3 separate regions of the Mus musculus genome follow, and all the other regions are linked to region 2. Evidence: chromatin loops called from intact Hi-C (ENCODE). Cell type or tissue: heart. All regions are shown on one strand. Region 1 overlaps Ifngas1 (Ifng antisense RNA 1). Region 2 holds the start of Ifng (interferon gamma). Region 3 overlaps Ifngas1 (Ifng antisense RNA 1).

The links. Hi-C counts contacts between places; a loop is a spot of excess contacts. Peaks named below come from ENCODE experiments on the same cell type or tissue, not always from the same donor. Only the 100,000 strongest peaks of a DNase experiment are listed, where the experiment ranks them.
Region 1: a loop joins it to region 2, with 2.0 times the contacts of the local background. A loop is called at or near these places in 7 of 42 quality-filtered maps.
Region 3: a loop joins it to region 2, with 5 times the contacts of the local background. A loop is called at or near these places in 7 of 42 quality-filtered maps.

The regions. Positions count from the first base shown.
Region 1 is chr10:118,533,714-118,536,213 of GRCm38, reverse strand. The region is part of intron 1 of Ifngas1 (Ifng antisense RNA 1); the gene reads left to right. Among named protein-coding and RNA genes, the nearest start is that of Ifngas1, 22 kb to the left of the region's middle. In heart, no CTCF peak of the experiment used is centred here; no DNase peak of the experiment used is centred here.
Region 2 is chr10:118,440,741-118,443,240 of GRCm38, reverse strand. Ifng (interferon gamma) reads right to left here and starts at 2,195. Exons shown (of 4, transcript NM_008337.4): 1 at 1,976-2,195; 2 at 716-781; 3 at 446-628. The coding sequence starts at 2,086. In heart, a CTCF peak has its summit at 1,155 (motif pointing left); no DNase peak of the experiment used is centred here.
Region 3 is chr10:118,545,210-118,547,709 of GRCm38, reverse strand. The region is part of intron 1 of Ifngas1 (Ifng antisense RNA 1); the gene reads left to right. Among named protein-coding and RNA genes, the nearest start is that of Ifngas1, 10 kb to the left of the region's middle. In heart, a CTCF peak has its summit at 1,514 (motif pointing right); no DNase peak of the experiment used is centred here.

The DNA of each region.
Region 1 (2,500 bases), 93 kb before region 2:
CCTGGGATGTATACTGAGACGATTCTCTAGCTAGTTCAAGCTCCAAATGCCACCCTTATGCTTATTTTATGCAGTAAACTTCAGACGTGTTGGAGCCTTGATTTTGCTCATCTATAACCTGCATCGTTTCCATTTAATGGGCAAACTCGTATGGAGAAGAGTGATCCTAGCAGGCAAGGATGGAGAGAAGAGCTGGACCACATCACACCGAGACTCGGGCTCATTGGTAGTGGTTCCTTCCCTGATAGTACTAAAGAATCAAATGAGAGGCTCCAAAGGGATCTTCGCTGGCCTGGCTTGTGGTTAAGAGAGGCAGCCCACCTTATGAGAGCCGAGAACCACTGCTGCTTAGCCTGCTAAGCCTACAAAGCTAGAATGTCTCATAGAGAATGATAGAGTTTGAGTGGAGGACACAACAGCTTCCTAAACCCTCTGCCCCTGGTAGCAGTGTGAGAGGCCAATCCGTATGCCCTGACATCAAACTCTTCTGTCTACTTTATTTCTGGTCTCTAGACTGAAAGCTCGGGTTGTTTTGGTTTTGTTTCTTGCTAAGTTTTTTACTCTACATGTCAAGTGTCAGTTTAACTGAGGACCTAAAAATAGCGATGTGTTTCATAAAGACAGTTTTATATGAGTGCAAATGTGTTTTGACTACATTTACCCTCCCCTACACTCAAACACACACATACACACACACACACGCACACACACACACACACACACACACACACCATCGACTGTCTCTATTCATTCTCTCCAACACTCTTGTTTCCATCTTCGTGATAAGGACCTGATAAATTGGCTAGTAAGGGAAGCCGCTTTCATTCTCCTGCCACGACTGGATGGATGGGTTTGTCAATAACGCATCCTTATGCTTTGACCCACACACAATGGGCCTTCCCAATCCCACCAGCATTCTTGAGTTACTCTAAGTTCGGTACCGTGAGAGTCGTGTATGAAGGGAAGGGTGTGAGTAGATTAGACACAACAGAGAAGTGGCAATTGAAGATGAGAAAGGACCAGGGAGATACTTGTTGCACATAATTTTAAAGACATGCTTGCTCCAGCTAGGCTCTGGGACTAGCCGCTGCTCACCGGCCATCTAGTCAGCCACCATGGCTAGCTAGTGCTTTCCCAAGATCCCCTGCTATGCTCTGAGTACCACTGCTGCCTGTACTCCCAAGAGCTCTGCCCATTCCTCCTTGCCAGGTGCTGCAATGGCCATCTCACCTAGCTCCCTTTAGCCCTGTGAAAGGAAACCACTAGAGGCTTTTATATTTTGGAACTGACTAGACAACTCAAAGGCTGGGTGAAAATATCCTGCCTTATCCTCCTTGACCTCCCCTCATGGCAGAGGCCACAAACTATCAGTCCCCAAGAGTTGCATGTCTGCTCTCTGCTCCACAGTCTGATCCAAACTCCCTGCATCCCTATCTCTTCCTGTCCAGCCTGGAAGTCCTGCCTTATGCTTCACCCAGCCACTGGTTTCTGCCGTCTTTATTGACCTAATCAACAATGAGGCAACCTTCCCTTCCCTTCTCTTACAGCTACTGCCTACAGTTCTCCTTTTACCAGAGGGAGAAGAATAAAGGGGAGTTTGTATAGTTTCGTTTCTCCTAAGGAGATTTCATGGGGAATCATGTCAAAATTGCTGGTCCCACCTGCGTTAATGGAATGGAGACCCTGCACAGGTCCAGCTGCTCTGGTTCTGTGAACTCGGATTCAGCTAATGTAACTGATGTACATTTAGATACCACTGAGCATACCTGCTGCCATCTTGTCGTATGCATAAAATAGCCCAAGCATGGGGGCCTTTCCAGTAAAGAAAGACAATCAGGATGCGCAGAGGGTGGGGAGGGCTCTGTCATCAAACACAGAAGGAAAAGCAGCCTGCGTTGCCTATAAACAACAAGAGCTTTGCTCTTTCTGTGGTATCTGGGGTTTTGGTTTCTTCAGAGCTCTCTTGGGGGAAAGGAAGGAACTATGAACGGCCAAGCAGACAAACTAGATGAAAACAAGATGCAAAGAAACTATGGAAGGAGAAAACTTGAATGGCGCGGCCTCCTCAATGCAGGTGTGAGCGCTCCCACCACCGTGGTGCCTGGGATTGACTCAGAGCCTGTGGATGGCTGAACAGGAGACTGTGGTCCTAGTCTATAAGACTCAGTAGTGGCAACACTTCTGCCCAGGAAAGATTTTGGGTAGTGTAACCATGACAGGGGCTACCTCCTTTTCTACCAGCATCTGCTTCTCGAAGCTAAAAGGCCCCCTCCCGATGTGTATTTTGTTGTTTTTTTTATTAGTTCTTTGACAGTTTCAGTGTCATAGTCGATCATATTCAACCCCCTTATCCAACTCCTTTAGGGCTGAGCATTTTATAGTCCCCATTATCTGTGCTTTGGGCATTTGTGGGTCACTGTGTTACTCACGACGTATACAAGGAGAAGCTCTTCAGATGAGGGCTGATCAAGACTTATTGATCTATGGGTTTAATAAGAAG
Region 2 (2,500 bases):
CACCCCAGCCAGTCGTGTGAGTCATCTGTAGTCAGCGTTCCTCCTTGTGGCCTAACTAGGAGGAGGAGGAGGAGGAGGATACAAGTCTTCTCACTCCCTCCTACCCACTGCTCTTTCCACTAACACACAACCTCCCAGCCTAAGCAAGAGTTTCCATCACACACCCAGGGGGGACCACAAGAGCTCTGCTCAATGCTCCCCTATTCTGCCTCCTCCTCAGTGCATTTACCCAGCATGTGGGCAATAGTTTGATTGTCTGTGTTTTTCCAAAATTGACACACACACAAAAAAAAGTCCTCCCAATCTGTCTGCAGTGGGGAAACATGAGATCCTGCTTCACCTCCTAGCTTTATCAGCTGATGAGTAGTTAGTTTCTACCGCTTGATAATTAGAGACAATGAAAAATAAAAAGCCAACAATACAGCAACTTGCAATGCCGTCTCACCTCAAACTTGGCAATACTCATGAATGCATCCTTTTTCGCCTTGCTGTTGCTGAAGAAGGTAGTAATCAGGTGTGATTCAATGACGCTTATGTTGTTGCTGATGGCCTGATTGTCTTTCAAGACTTCAAAGAGTCTGAGGTAGAAAGAGATAATCTGGCTCTGCAGGATTTTCATGTCACCATCCTTGGGAAATAACACAAAGGGAGGATTTTAAGAAATGACCCATTAGAAACAACAGGGAAACTGGGAGAGGAGAAATATTCAACTCACCTTTTGCCAGTTCCTCCAGATATCCAAGAAGAGACTCTTTTCTTCCACATCTATGCCACTTGAGTTCTGAGGAAAAGAGAAAAAAAATTGATTTGTAATTATTTCACCAATTGCCCTGAAAATATCTATCAAGTTTTGTTGAATTCAGTGCTGATAATGGTCACAGGTTTCCTTCTGGGCCCTTCCACTTACTTCTAACAACAAGTATCCCCTAAAAGACTGCATGTAGCCAAACACTGTTACTGTTACATTCTTTTAGCTGCAGGATGTACTGGCCCAGTCTTGAAACTGCAAGGCCACAAATAAACTCAACAAAGCTGACGAGGTTTCAAGTACCCTCAAGTAACCATAGTGAGCTAAAAAGAAACTTACTCTCAAATTAAGAAAGGGAGAGAGAAAATCATTAGAATCATCCCACTGTGCACACTGCCCCCTTATGGTCCAGGCCTCTGAAACATCAGTCTGTGCTGTAATAGGGCTTCATTGCTACTTTAAAAAATAGCTCCAAACACATACGGGAGGCAGCTTGATTTACACTGTGAGGAGAGGATTGACCGTAGATGCTTGAACATTATGCTAATAGCTATATGTATACTAGTATATACATTTGGGACAAATTATAAAATTCTAAGGATATAAAATTTGCTTCTGTTAACCATTAATTTAAAAAAAAAATCACAAAAGAGAAAATCCTGAAAACTCTGAGAAATATAGAGTCTCATTAAACCTCACCAAGCGGCTGGCTTTGATTCGATTGTAGTAGAATTTCAAAATTACTCCTCAGGGTAAAACAACTTCGGGGGAGGGGGGCATTTCTTAAACAGAAACATTAAGAACTTTGCCTCCCATTACTTTAAGTGATAAGCTGTTTCCCTGCGTAGTTTTGGTGGTAATATCCATCTCTCACTATCACTTTCAAGACGTCTGAAGGAATAAGAACCATTGAGGTAAGGATATTTTTTATCACAACTAAATGATAAGAAATCACAAAATCATCAGCATCTTTGTACCTTGGACCTATACTATGCCTATCTTTGGGAAGATTGGTAATTGCCCTCTAACTCCGTAGTAAGTTGGACAGAGGGTTAAATCGATATTGAGATCATTAAGTCAATAAACACCTCTCCAGCAAATAGCAACGTAGCACCCCATCTTCTCAAAATGACTGGGGACCAGAGACGGCAGCCTGGCGCTCACCGTAGCAAGTCAACATCAACCACGGTCAACCAACCACAAGCATTATTAAGAATTCATACTTACAAAATAGTTATTCAGACTTTCTAGGCTTTCAATGACTGTGCCGTGGCAGTAACAGCCAGAAACAGCCATGAGGAAGAGCTGCAAAGCCAAGATGCAGTGTGTAGCGTTCATTGTCTCAGAGCTAGGCCGCAGGAGGAGAAGCCCAGAACTTCTGTCTCAAGTCAGAGGGTCCAAAGGATCAGCTGATGTGTCTTCTCTAGGTCAGCCGATGGCAGCTATAGCCTGCACCTCTCTGGCTTCCAGTTTTATACCTGATCGAAGGCTCCTCGGGATTACGTATTTTCACAAGTTTTTTTTTGGTTTTTTTTTTTTTTTAAGATGGTGACAGATAGGTGGGGGGAGCTAAGTTACTTTGCATTACAGCTATGGTTTTGTGGCATGTTAGAGTTTCCTTTCGACTCCTTGGGCTCTCTGACGATGAGACAGCCCCGCTGTGCCCACCTGTGCCATTCTTGTGGGATTCTCTGAAAGCACTTTTACTTCACACCATTTGGGGTGGGGGCTGGAAATTGCTTTTACGTCTCC
Region 3 (2,500 bases), 100 kb before region 2:
GGAGGTAGAACTCTCAGCTCCCCCAGGGCCACGTCTGCCTGGATGCTGCCATGTTACCATCTTGATACTAATGGACTGAACCTCTAAACCAATTAAATGCTGTCCCTTAAAAGAGTTGCCTTGGTCATGGTGTCTGTTTAACTAAGACAATGATCAGCAAGCACCACCACTTTAGCCAAGTATTCAGCATCAACATCCCCCAAAATAAAAAGAAATCAAGAAAATGGACCTCTCGATAGGACACTCTGAGAAGTCCACAGTATGACTTCTGCACACAGTATGTGCACAGGCTACATTTAGTCACTTCTAATTTATTCAGTATCTACATCCTGGACTATACAATGGGCATTGTTATGACAACCACCATACGGAGATGATTCCATAAGGGGCATATGTAGTTAATAGGATGGTTTTAATGGTAGCTTTCCCATACGTGAAAACCACATTGGAATTACGACATGTGGGATTAACCTCACATTTCAGATTGGAGGAAGAGTCCCTAGATATTCTTTGCACTGATTTAATTTTCAAAGATCACAGATTTGTTGAGGAAAAAAATGGGAAAACTTCCCAAGAGTAGAAGGGCTTCCAAGAAAGAAGAACTTCCCCCCACCCTTTACTATCTCTGCAAATGTTTGTTAGTCTGAAACTACTTCAAGATAGAAAGTTAATAAAAAGACTGAAAAACAGGGTTGGGGAGGAATTGAAAACCTTTTTGGGCACAGTCACAAATTTTTATTTTAAAAGGACAACTTAGCATCTGTCAGTAGAAGAAAAATAGTTCTCTAAATAAGAGATTAAGTATGTCCTGTTTATGAAAATCTTTAAAAATACTCATAATGACGTATCTATTGCATAAATTCTCCCCCAGATCAATATGTTCCCTTTCTGACTCATTGACTTAATTTCCAAATTATTGCTCATATTGTCAAAGGATATGATCTAAAAATGATACAGAGCTTGGCAACTGAACTGAGTGACCACTTATCCCAGGGAATTTGGAGCATCTTGGATGCTAATTATGATGAATGTTGCCCTAATTTTTATAAGCACATGGCCTTACATGTTTATTACTGAGCCAACTAAATGCCAAGAATAGAAAGCAAGAGAAAAACAATCCCCTTCCTCCATTTAAGCATCCCAAGTGACCAGAGTGTGTGTCTTTAGCCTGGTGTGGCAAAGTCACATAACTAACTCAGAATACTCATGTGCACTAACAAATGCGACCCAGTGGGTTCATCTCCAATGTCTCCTCTTAGGATTATACTTGACCTTACTGCCTTTTCAGTGGAGTCCACCAGGGATGGGTTGTCTTTGTTTTTAGTCCGGGAATGCTTGATCCTGAAAGTCTTGCCTAAGAAGACACAAGGAGGAAGAGAGTCAACACACATACCCATTATGGCAGAGAAACACACAGAGGGGTGACTTTATTTAATTTTTTAGTGAAATGTTTTACTTTGGCCTCTCAAGGGAAAAAAAAAATACAACAGATCTCCTGATATCACCACCAGAGGGCAGGAAACGTTAAGAAATGGGGCAAAGGAAACCCACTTGTCTAAGAGCACATTTGTTGTAGTGTGCAATCTTAGACACCCATCTCAGGGAATGGGCTCATGCAGAAATCAAATAAGATCCTTGTAATGAGGACAGGAAGGAGTAAGGATGGGAGAACTATATTTTTTATACCAGTAAAATCCTCCACTATGATCTCACTGTTACTACTCACTTTTATACACTTGTTAATTACTATATCGATTCAAACATTTAAGGATATTGGCCCTGTTAAATTGAGCTCATCCCCTGAGTGATACATGGAGGTAGTATTGTCTGGCGGGGCACTCTTGCCTGGAAAAGGAAGAATGGACTGAATGAGCTGCTCCAGCATCAAAGTGGCCACAATCTTGGGTTTGATTCACATATGGGTCACTGAATGTCTCTGAAATCAGGGACACGGGTCTCTCCCTGGATGGCACAAAGGCTTTGGTGGGTCCCAAGGATTGTGATGGAAGAGGTCACACTTGCAGGTCCAGGCCTACACTGAGACACTGAGGCCAAATGCATGTTCTAGTGGTGTTGGACCAATGTTGTGTGTGTGTGTGTGTGTGTGTGTGTGTGTGTGTGTGTGTGTCTGTGTCTGTGTTTGAGTGTGTCTGAGTATGGGTATGTATGGGTGTGTGTGTGTGTGTGTGTGTGTGTGTGTGTTTGTGATTGTGTTTGAGTGTGTCTGAGTATGGGTATGTATGGGTGTGTGTGTGTGTGTGTGTTTGTGATTGTGTTTGAGTGTGTCTGAGTATGGGTATGTATGGGTGTGTGTGTGTGTGTGTGTGTGTGTGAGTGTGAATGTGTGAGTGTGTGTGAGAGAGAGTATGTGTAACTGTGAGTGTGTGTGTGAATGTGTGTGTCAGTGTGTATCTGTGTGTGTGTGTGAGTATGTGGATGTGTATATGTGATTTTGAATGTATGTGAGTGTATGTGAGTGTGGGTATGTATGAGTGTGTGT